Regions from separate parts of the Homo sapiens genome. Here region 1 is linked to region 2. The links are chromatin contacts, found by Hi-C or POLR2A ChIA-PET in ENCODE. All regions are on one chromosome and are shown on one strand. Each heading gives the region's core, a stretch centred on a gene start or an enhancer-like site at or near the end of the contact. The rest is flanking DNA. Distances are from core to core; before and after follow the strand shown. Region 1 holds the start of COQ8B (coenzyme Q8B). Region 2 holds the start of RPS16 (ribosomal protein S16).

What was found. Hi-C counts contacts between places; a loop is a spot of excess contacts on that map. ChIA-PET counts read pairs that join two places held with the same protein, here RNA polymerase II (POLR2A). Pooled maps may share reads with other maps.
Region 1: a loop to region 2 is called in a pooled map, with 6 times the contacts of the local background. The contact joins the promoter of COQ8B here to the promoter of RPS16 in region 2. A Hi-C loop is called at or near these places in 1 of 168 maps with a recorded cell type or tissue (naive thymus-derived CD4-positive, alpha-beta T cell) and 6 of 50 pooled maps. POLR2A ChIA-PET finds 5 or more read pairs at or near these places in 1 of 52 experiments (BJ).

What each region holds. Positions count from the first base shown.
Region 1 is chr19:40,715,342-40,720,706 of GRCh38, reverse strand. It overlaps COQ8B (coenzyme Q8B), which reads left to right and starts at 3,821. Exons shown (of 15, transcript NM_024876.4): 1 at 3,821-4,120. ITPKC (inositol-trisphosphate 3-kinase C) reads right to left here and starts at 3,595. Exons shown (of 7, transcript NM_025194.3): 1 at 2,417-3,595. The coding sequence starts at 3,571. RefSeq lists enhancers at 1,070-1,771, 4,275-4,354 and silencers at 3,345-3,704, 5,025-5,074.
Region 2 is chr19:39,433,803-39,439,579 of GRCh38, reverse strand. It overlaps RPS16 (ribosomal protein S16), which reads left to right and starts at 3,631. Exons shown (of 5, transcript NM_001020.6): 1 at 3,631-3,732; 2 at 3,872-3,973. The coding sequence starts at 3,685. RefSeq lists enhancers at 1,426-2,194, 3,858-4,437 and a silencer at 3,378-3,477.

The sequences.
Region 1 (5,365 bases), core at 2,572-5,071, 1.3 Mb before region 2:
AGGGAAGGAAGTCGATTCTGGGAAGGCGCCTGGAGACCGGAGGCTCCAAACGCAGCACTGAGCCCCTGACTGCTCTCAGAGAGGGCACCTGAGCAGACAAAGCTGGGCCATGGAGGCAGATTCTGGAAGGATGAGAAAAAAACTGGAGATAGGGAGGCCTGGGAGGGAGACAAGTTAGGAACAGATCTACACACTGGAGGGTTTAAACGATGGGTTTGAAACTCAGCCAGAACTGAGTTAGAATCCTGGCTCTGACTTGACGTGGCCAACCCTAAGCAAAGAATCTCTCACCTCTCTATGCCTCAGCTTCCCCATCTGTTGTTTTTGTTTTTTTTTTTTTGAGACCGAGTCTTGCTCTGTCACCCAGGCTGGAGTGCAGTGGTGCAATCTCGGCTCACTGCAACCTCCGCCTCCCACATTCAAGCGATTCTCCTGCCTCAGCCTCCCAAGTAGCTGGGATTACAGGTGCCCGCCATCACACGCCTGGCTAATTTTTGTATTTTAGTAGAGACAGGGTTTCATCATGTTGGCCAGGCTGGTCTTGAACTCCTGACCTTAGGTGATCCCCCTGCCTCGGCCTCCCAAAGTGCTGGGATTACAGGCTTGGGCCACTGAGCCTGGCCCCCATCTGTTGAATGGAGACAATCTCAGTGCTGTCATAAGGACTCAGAGTTAACACATACAAAGCCCTTAATTAAGATAGATGCTATTTTAAGATAAAAAATGACAGAAAAAAATTGACAAAAAAGACTAAAAAAAAAAAAGAAGAAAAAACTTAAAACAGTGTCTGGTGTACAGTAAGGATTAGAATTATTTGATCTGCATCTTGCAAGGTGATATCCTTGGACAAGTGACTTGAATTCTCTGTGCCTCAGTTTCCTCATCTGTAAAAGGGGATAATAATAGTATCTACCTCAGCCGGGTGCAGTGGCTCATGCTGGTAATTCCAGCACTTCGGGAGGCTGAGGCGGGTGGATCACTTGAGGTCAGGAGTCTTGAGGTCAGCCTGGCCAACATGATGAAACCCTGTCTCTACTCAAAATACAGAAATGAGCCAGGTGTGGTGGCGGGCACCTGGTGTCTCACCTACTCAGGAGGCTGAGGCAGGACAATCACTTGAACCCAGGAAGTGAAGGCTGCAGTGAGCCGAGATGGCACCACTGCACTCCAGCCTGGGCAACAGAGCGAGACTGTCTCAGAAAAAAAAAAAAAGTATCTACCTCATTAGGGTTGCTGCGAGGAGTGAGTGAGTTAATAAAAGCACAGCACTTAGCACAGGGCTAAACATGAGTGAGTGCTAATTGTTGTTGTTATTATTATTATTATTATTATTATTATTCACCCACTTCCAGCTCAGCTGTTCTGAGATGCCAAGGAAGTGAGAGGGCAGGCAGAGAGAAAAAAGCAATGGGGCCCAGGAGGGTCAGCCCCTGCACACAGGCACAGGCACGTCAAGGCAGGTCTGTCTCTCACAGCTAGGGCCACATGTGTGAACACGTCCCCAAGGAAGGCATGTGGGGTGAAGCGGGGCTCAGGGCAGACTCCAGCCAGGGGCCCCAGAGCAAAAAGAGGCCTCAGCAGGCAAGCTGGCAAGCTGATGGACTCCGGACTCGGCTCCCAGCCCCACGGCTCCCAGCCCCACGTGAGGCTCTCCAGTTTCACACCGGCCTCTGCTCTGTCCCGCCCTCCCTGAACCTGCCCGGCCGGTCCTCCTGATTCACCAGGGGAGAGCCACACCCAAGCTGGGGGTGACGGTGGACAAAGTAAACAAGAGTGTTCAGGGGGCTCCTTGGGGATGTAGGGGTCACAGGGGAGACCAGGTGGGCTCCCGGCTAGGCCAAGGATCCTTTGGCGTTTGGGGTCACACAGCCCTTTTGCGAATCTGATGCAAGCTGGGGGAATCGCTTTGCTCCCTAGAAAAATGTACATACAAATAGGCTAAGGGGTGGTGAAGGTTTGTGACCCTTTAAGACAGCCACAGGCCCCAGATTAAGAAATGTGGGGTAGAAAGTGCACCCTGCCTGTCTCCCTATCCCAGTGTTCTTCAGATTCCAGAGGATTAGACAGATGTCAGACCGTCGCTGCAACAATGTATGTGAACACGCACGGCAGGCTCCTTAGTCCTACAATTTCAGGGGTTCCTGGGCCCCATAAAGTCGGTCAGTGGCCCTCCATTGTAGACCCCCAGGAGTGGAGACAGTGCAGGAAGGGGAAAGGAGAGAATTAAGAAGGGGTGCCTGGAGTGAATTAGTAACCTGGCTGTCAGAGGGAGGAGGTCAGTGGATGGAAGAGGTTCCCGGAGATGAAATTGCTGGTGGGCAACTAACAGTAAATGGGTAGAGAACTTCCTAAGCAAAGGCGGAGGAATAAGGAGTTTTGCGTGATGTGGCTCAAGGGCAGGATGGGTCCCACTCACCCCAGACCTGTCCTCGGGATCGCTGGCACCTCCGCCCCCGGCCACCACGTCATCCTCAGACTCGTCGAAAGAAGAGGCAGAGGAGAAGCCGCCGCTGCCCCCCTCAACCCGGGAGGGGGGTCCCACTGGCTGGGCCTCAGGCTCAGGGGTCTCAGGGGTAATGATGAGGCGGGGCACAGGGCACAGGGGGCTACACTTCAGGTGAGAGTACAGGTGAGTCAGCAATTCTCCAGGCTCTGGTTCCTCTAATGGGCCATCCTCAGGCTCTCCCAAGAGGCAGTCTGTCCCAGGTGCTGTCTGGGAACCGTCAGTGCTAGGTTGTGTCCAGGAGCCATCAGTATCCTGTTGTATTTGGAAACCACCAGTGCCAGGCTGTTTCCTGGCTGCTTCAGTATCCTGTTTTTTCTGGGAGCCATCAGTATATGGCTCTGTCCAGGGACCTTCAATATCCTGTTGTGTCCTGGAGCCATCAGTATACAATTCTTTCCAGGAGCCATCAGCACTTGGCTCTTTTGAGGGACAGGCTCCTTCTGGGTGAGTCTGGAGGCTGGAACTGTTCTGGTGGGTCCAGAGGTTATCAGCCCAGGACTTGACCCTCTCTGGCTGAGTCTGTGACCCATGCGTTTCCAGCTCTGTCCAGGGCCCATGAACCCCTGGCTGTGTCCAGGGGCTGGCCTCCTCGGGCTGAAACTGGAGGTCGGACCTGTGCGGATCAGTCCAAAGGCCATCTGTCCCGGTCTCCGTCCAAAGACAAGTCGTCTCCAGCTCTGACCAGCTCCATTCTAGATGCGTCCGGAGGCTGGACCTGTCTGGCTCCGTCTTTTGCTTGGGCCTCTCGGTCTCTACTCCAAGGCCAGCTGCCGCGGGCTCAGTCTGTCCGTCTGTCCAGAATTCTGCCTGCGGACTCTCTGTCCCCGGCGCAGGCCCGAGGCCGGCCCTCTCAGGCTCGCTGTGGAGGCTGGACCCCTCTGTCCGGGCCCAGGGCCCGCCCCCCTCCGGCCGCCCCGCCGGGGCCCCTGCGCCGGGCCCAGGTCGCTGCTGTCCCGGCTGCCGCCGCCGCCCTCCTCGCGGCGCCTCCAGTCCCATGCGGGCCGCCGCGGGCAGCGCCCCGGCCTCCGCCTCGTTCAGGCTCCCACGGCACGGGCAGCGCCTCATGCCCGCTCCTTCGGTTCGGGCTTCGGCCGACCCGGCCCCTCCTATCCCTTTAAATCCCGCGAGGGGTGTGGCTGGGGAGCCCCGACTCCCGGGTTCCGGCCCGCGGAGCTCCAGCCCGCCCCGCCGCGCAAGGGTTAACCGATACTCCCCTCAAAGGGGAAAGCCCCGAAGCCCCGCCCCACCGGACGTGACGGAACGGAACGAGACGGAGCCTTGTCCGACTCCGCCTCCCAAGGGGAGGGGGTTTGCCTCTGAGCATCCGAAGCGCGGCCAGGTATGCATCTAGGGCACCGGGGTCCTGGTGGCGCGCCAGTGGGCCCCCTCCCTCCACCCCTGTGACTAAACCACCCTCCCTACACGGTTGAATGACAAGTTCAACCTTCCCTAAAACCCCCGGTGACGAGTCCAGCCGCGCGCCCATTCTTCACGCAGGGGCGGGACGGACTTTCAAAGACTTGGAGTTCCCACGGGTGTGGGTTCGAGACCTTCCTCTGCCAGTTCCCAGCTCCGCTACCCTGAGCAAATGACTTACGCTCCATTGGATTTTCCGTAAGAAATCTCTGTCATGTATAGAGTACTTGTTCTGTATCAGACCCTGACACGATTTCAGTTCATTCTCCAAGGCTGAACAATAGGGATGCCAGGGCTCCATTTTACACGTGAGAACAGAGGCTCAGAGATCTGCCGGCCTCTACCCTTTGCTTGCAGCTACGGGGCTATCTGACATGATCTCATGTATGTGAAGCATGTGGCCCCGGGCCTGGCACTGTCAGTTGTAGCCCAGTAGGATTATTTATTGTCCTAGGTGATTTTGATATATTTTGCCCCCAAGGCTGAGCTGCCACCCAGCTCCTGAGTCAGCCGTTCACCTCTGAAGGGGGAGAGGAGGTGGTTTGTCTTGAAATTGAGTCAACTGGGGGAGACATTGGGCACAGGTCCAAGGCTCTAAAATGAGTCACCTTTTCACAGACCAATGAGAGAAATCGAAGGCAGGAGCCCACCTAGTACCTCATACAGGTTGGGAAGGAGAAGTCCAGAGAGGGATGAGGGCTTTTCTGAGGTCACACAGTACGGGAATAGAGACAAAGAGGCCTGATTCCCGACAAGAGGGGTTGGGGCAGCGGGGTTCTGTGGGGGAAGCATCGGCATCCCTCCCTCTCCCAGTGGTGGGAAAGATGCCCCAACCAGATGCCTCTATTCCAGACTGTGAGAAGTGGGTGAGTCAGCCTGTTGTGGGGAGAGCAGGCTTTCCAACGCGCGCGCGCACACACACACACACACACACACACAGAGAAAGAAAGATAGGATGGGAGGTGGTTTTCTGGGATGCCAAGGTTCCTGACTCAGCACTGGGAATCTTGGCTGAGTGTGTTCTGGGAAATGTCAGGCCTACAGGAAGCAGAGGGCTCCCAGTCGCACCATTCCGCAGGTGGGCGGGGAGCGGAGAGAACAGGGTGTGTGAGGGAACAGAGACTCAGTGTGCAAGTGGGGGGGAGGGTATGTACACGAGAGAGTTGAAGGCGTGAGCGGGAAACAGTTGGCAAGCAAGGCAAGGGATTTATATGCACAAGGAAGGAGGTTGGGTGCCAGAATGTGGGTGTTTGTGCAAAGTGGAGGGGCTCCATGTGCAAGGGAAATGTTTGCTGGGAAGAATGTGTATTCAAAGGAATTGTGTTGAGCCTGCCAGGGGTAAAAATAAGAAGGGGGGTTGGCAAGATATTCGTGCAGAAGAGAGGCGTCAGGTTTGTAAGGGAGACTTTGCAAGAAAGTGTAGGGAACAGAAGGGTCTGTCGC
Region 2 (5,777 bases), core at 2,382-4,881:
CCCCTCATCCCATCCCCTGCTTGCTCCACTCAAGCCACAGATAATTCAGGGAGTGTGCCCATAGAGGCTGGGGAAAGATGGTGACCCCAAAGTCAGGAGGGCTTAGGTCAGAGCGCTCCCTGACTCCCAAGCTCAGGGACGATACGAGACTTAGCAAATGTGTGAAGATCAATCTGGAGAGACGAGAGAACCTGAACTCCCCTGCCCAACAGGCCCTTAAGACAGTGCAGGCTAGGCCAACCGCTGTGGCTCACACCTGTAATCCCAGAACCTTGGGAGGCCGAGGTGGGCGGATCACTTGAGGTAAGGAGTTCAAGACCAGCCTGGCCAACACGATGGAACCCTGTCTCTACTAAAAAATACAAAAATTAGTGGCCAGGCACAGTGGCTCACACTTGTAATCCCAGCACTTTGGGAGGCCGAGGCAAGTGGATCACTTGAGGTCAGGAGTTCAAGACTAGTCTGCCCAGCATAGTGAAACCCTGTCTCTACTAATAAATACAAAAATTAGCTGGGCATGGTGGTGCATGCCTTTAATCCCAGCTACTTGGAAGGCTGATGCAGGAGAATTGCTTGAACCCAGGAAGCTGACGTTGCAGTGAGCTGAGATCAAGCCACTGCCCTCCAGTCTGGGCGACAGAGCGATACTCCATCTCAAAAAAAAAAAAGAAAAATTATTAGTCAAGCATAGTGGTGGAGGCCCGTGATCTGGGCTACTCAGGAGTCTGAAGCAGGAGAATCTGTAATCTCAGCTACTCCAGAGTCTGAAGCAGGACAATCACTTGAACCGGGGAGGTGGAGGTTGCAGTGAGCTCAGATTGCATCACTGCATTCCAGCCTGGGTGACACAGACTCTATCTCAATTTAAAAAAAAAAAAAGAAAAAGTACAGGTAGAATGTGTGCATCCTCTCATCTGCCTGTGTCTTCATTGGAAAACACCTGTGCTAGCCTTTATCTGTGTCTGCAAGTGAATATTTGAGGTCTCTGCTCTATTTATTTTATTTTATTTATTTATTTTTGAGACAGAGTTTATTTATTTATTTATTTTTGAGACAGAGTCTTGCTCTGGCGCCCAGCCTAGGGTGCAGTGGCGACATCTCAGCTCACTGCAACCTCCGCCTCCCGGGTTCAAGCGGTTCTCCTGCCTCAGCCTCCCTTGTGGCTGGGATACAGGCACCTGCCACCATGCCCAGCTGATTTTTGTATTTTTAGTAAAGGCGGGGTTTCACCATGTTGGCCAGGCTGGTCTTGAACCCTGGGCTCGAGTGATCCTGCTGCCTTGGCCTCCCAAAGTGCTGGGATTATAGGTGTGAGCCACTGCACCTGGCCTCTGTCTCAAGTATTTTGGAAACATCATGCCTGCCTTTATCTCTTTTTTGTCTGAGGGTTGGCCTCTCTGCCTCTAAATCTGTCACTGGGCTTGTTTTGGGGGTCCATCTCTTGACTGTCCTGGTCTCTCCCTTTTCTCCTCCTCTTCTCCCTTGGCCTTTCATCTTTCTCTTCTTCTCCACTTGTGCCTACATTTCTTTGGGCTGTGTCTGTGTCCCTCCCGGTCAGCCTCTGGGTACTTCCTTCCTCCCTCCCAACAGCCCCCTCCCCCCTCACCCTTTTAGAGCTGGACTCCGGGCTGGCTTTTCCCTCTGGCCCCAGACCTGCCCTCCAGTGTCTCCCTGTCTCCACCCTCTTTGGCAAGGTGCACCACGACGCCCTTTTGAACCCTGGATCCCAGACCCTGTACTGCCAGAGAAACTGAGGCAACTGTGGGCTCCCTCTAGCTCTGAGAGAGGAACCTCTTCGCTGGGGAGACTCTTGATGGGGTGAGACGCAGGGACATCTGCCGGGGAACCAGAGGACAACCCAATCCTGGGGTTCCTCAGGTGGGGTTGGGGGGCTGGGGATGGAGAATTCTGTGGGGAGGAGGCTTAAGTGGAGGGTGATTTGGGGGAGAGGAAAAAGATGACTGGGAGATTCTGGAGAAAGAGATTCTAGGGGCTGGGCGCGGTGGCTCACGCCTGTAATCCCAGCACTTTGGGAGGCTGAGATGAGTGGATCATTTGATGTCAGGAGTTCGAGACCAGTCTGGCCAATATGGTGAAACCCCGTCTCTACTACAAATACAAAAATTAGCCGGGCGTGGTGGTGCATGCCTGTAATCTCAGCTACTCAAGAGGCTGAGGCAGGAGAATCGCTTTAACCGGGGAGGCAGAGGTTGCAGTGAGCAGAGATCATGCCACTGCACTCCAGCCTGGGCGACAGAGCAGGACTCTGTCTCAAAAAAAAGAAAAAAAAAAAACAAAAAACAGAGAGATTCGGCCGGGCGTGGTGGCTCACGCCTGTAATCCCAGGACTCTGGGAGGCTGAGGCGGATCACATCACCTGAGGTCAGGAGTTCGAGACCAGCCTGGCCAACGTGGTGAAACCCCATTTCTACTAAAAATACAAAAAACGACCAGGGCGTGGTGGTAGACGCCTGTAATTCCAGCTACTCGGGAGCCTAAGGCAGGAGAATCTCTTGAACCCGGGAGGCGGAGGTTGCAGTGAGACGAGATCGCACCACTGCACTCTAGCCAGGGCAACGAGCGAAACTCCGTCTCAAAAAAAAGAGAGAGATTCTAGGGTGGGGACGGGGAAGAGGTTAATTCTTGGGGGAGGGTCTCTTAGGAGAGGGGGATTCTAACGGAGGGAAAACTCCAGGGAAGGCAGTTGCTGGGAAGAGGAGTCTCGGAAGGGAAATAAACTCAGGAGAAAGGTAGATTTTGAGGGACGGGTCTCTGAGAGAAAAGTTTTTGTGGATTTGCGGGGCGGGGTGTTCTGGGAAAGGGGGATTTGCCGGGAAAGGGGGATTTGCCGGGAAAGGGAGATTCTGGAGGAGGGAGATTCCAGGGGTACTGGGTCCTGACAAGAGAAAGATTCTGGGAAGGGTGACTGAGGGGACGAGGACCGAATGGAGGGAGATTCAGGGAAAAGGGGGGTCTAAGTTGAGCACTCTTAAGAGGGACATTTGGGGTTGGCCATCTGAGAGAAGGATGGGAAACATTCTGGGAAGAGGAAACTGAAAGGAAGGACATTCTGGTGAAAGGGAGATTCTGAGGGGAAGGGGCTCTGAGGGGAAAAGGATTCTGGGAGAGGATCCCCAAGGAGGGGGATTCTAGGGAGGATAGGATTCTGGAAGTCCTTAATCTGAGAATCCAGCCAGATTTCTTGCAGTAGATTCCAAAGGAAGATTCTGATGCGGGGGATTCGGGGAGGAGGGAGTCCAGAGGGGAGAAAGATTACAGGTGTTGGGAGGGTGGGAACTGATTTAAAGAAAGGGCGAAGGGAGATTATTAAAGAGCCAGAATGCAAAGAAGAGCTGCGGTAGTCGACTACAGAGGACGCGAAGCACACTCCCGCAGCCTTCCCTTCAGTCCGCACACGACACTCCCAGGCCCCGCCCCTTCCGCCCACAGAGCCCGCCACTTCCGCCTCACAGGGCCCGCCCGCTCTGAGCGCCTAAGGGCCTTCCCGCCGCTGACCAGACGCCCCGCCCGTTAGCCGCAACAGAAGCCGTAAAGCTCTCTCCCGTCGCGACGCAGTGCTCAAGGCGCCTGCGCAGACCCTGAAAAGCGGCCAGGGTGGCCCCTAGCTTTCCTTTTCCGGTTGCGGCGCCGCGCGGTGAGGTTGTCTAGTCCACGCTCGGAGCCATGCCGTCCAAGGGCCCGCTGCAGTCTGTGCAGGTCTTCGGACGCAAGGTGAGCCAGACGCCGGATGGGAAGGGGAGGGGAAGGAGAAGGCCAGGGTCTGGGAGAGGTCGGTGGGCAGGAATCTAGGGGGTAACATGGGAGCTGGAGCCGGAGCTCACGGGGCCCCTGTTTCTCTTGTATCTTACAGAAGACAGCGACAGCTGTGGCGCACTGCAAACGCGGCAATGGTCTCATCAAGGTGAACGGGCGGCCCCTGGAGATGATTGAGCCGCGCACGCTACAGTACAAGGTGCTGGGATCCGGCACCGGCGTTGAGTGGATGGAGGACTCTTGGAGACAGAGATGTTGTAGCTCTTGAAAGCTGGGGGGGCTGGCATCAGCAACGGGATGTTTAGAAGTTGTGTTGGGTGTAGAACAGTGGGGTATTTGGCAATAGAGCTGGGCTTGGGGTTCAGAAGATGTAAAAGCTGAGATGGGGTTGTTGAAGATTAAGGGTTTGCTTTGAGAACTGGGATGTTAGGAAGCTCACCTCACTGGGGCGGGGGGACCCAAAGGGTGAAGGGACACCGACTATTTTTTATTTTATTTATTTGTTTTGAGAGGGAGTCTCGCTGTGTCGCCCAGGCTGGAGTGTAGTGGCGCGATCTCGGATCACTGCAACCTTCGCCTCCCGGGTTAAAGCGATTCTCCTGCCTCAGCCTCTTGAGTAGCTGAGATTACAGGCATGCACCACCACGCCCGGCTAATTTTTGTATTTTTAGTAGAGACGGGGTTTCGCCATATTGGCCAGAGTGGTCTCGAACTCATTACCTCAGGTGATCCACCAGCCTCGGCCTCCCGAAGTGCTGGGATTGCAGGCGTCAGCCACCGTGTGCGGCCGAATTTGGGTCTGTTTAAATGCTTGCTTGTAAAAGGGGTTCCTCTGTTCCCTTTTTGGGACTCTCAATTTCTTTGGCTCAGAATGGAAAGAAACCAGAGTCTGATTTCTGCCCCTTCTGAACTCTACTACTTTTAAAAGAAAGAATATCTACATTGCAGGGTCAGTTAAAAAAATTTTTTTTGAGTTATAAGGTTCTTTTTTAAAAACAGTATCTTGCTGTCACCTACCCTGGAGTGCAATAGCACAATCCTAATGAACTGCAGCCTTAAACTCCTGAGTTGGAGATCCTCCCACCTCAGCCTTTCGGTTGCCAAGACTACAGGCACATCACCACGCCTGGCTCATTTGAGAAATATTTTTCTGTAGACGTGGGGTCTCACTTTATTGCCCAGGCTGGTCCTTGGTCTCATGTGATCCTTCTGCCTGGACTGGGATTACAGGTGTGATCACCATGCCTGGCCTAGAATTTAATAAAAATTCTGAGATTTCCTTTGTGTAGCAGATGTTGAATGTTACTGTTATTGGCTGTCACTGTATTTGAAGGATTTGTATGTGTACCCTCTGTTGAGTTTTGGGGACATAGCAGTGATCCAGATGACTTAAGGTCTTGCCTTCATGGACCTGCCAGCCTAGTTGGGGAGAAGGACTGGGCCCAATACCAGAAGCTGATCCAAAGTGGTCAGAACTGGGGAAGGAGACCTGTGAGCTGAAAGCAGGTAAAGGAAGTATCCAGACAGAGGCACTGGTAAAAGACCTGGAGCTGGGAAGGGTCTAGGGACCAGGGACAGGTTGTACTGTAATTCTGGAAACCTGTGAGGCTCAAAGAAAGGGCAGAGAGCTCAGGTGGGAAATAGAAAAGGCACCTGAACAGTCCAGGGATGGCTTTCGACTACTTGAAACAGCCTTGGGAGTTTCAGAAGCTATTGGAATGCTCCTTACTGTTCAGCCTTCTAAGAACCAGTCTTAGAGGTAGGGTGTCTGAGGTCCAGTGAGGGACACAAGTAGGAGGGAGCCCAGATCTTGTTCCCTTTACCTTGCCTATATTTCTTAACACCACTTCAGCAGTCTCATATCTGGCTTTTTTGACTTTCCTCTTCTCTGGGTCTGTAGAGGGCCTTGGAGTGACACCCTGACCCCCATCCACTAGTACTTGAAGGCCAGTGGTGGCAGAAGCCACAGAAACAAGAAGCCCAGTGAGATGGCTAAGCTGCCC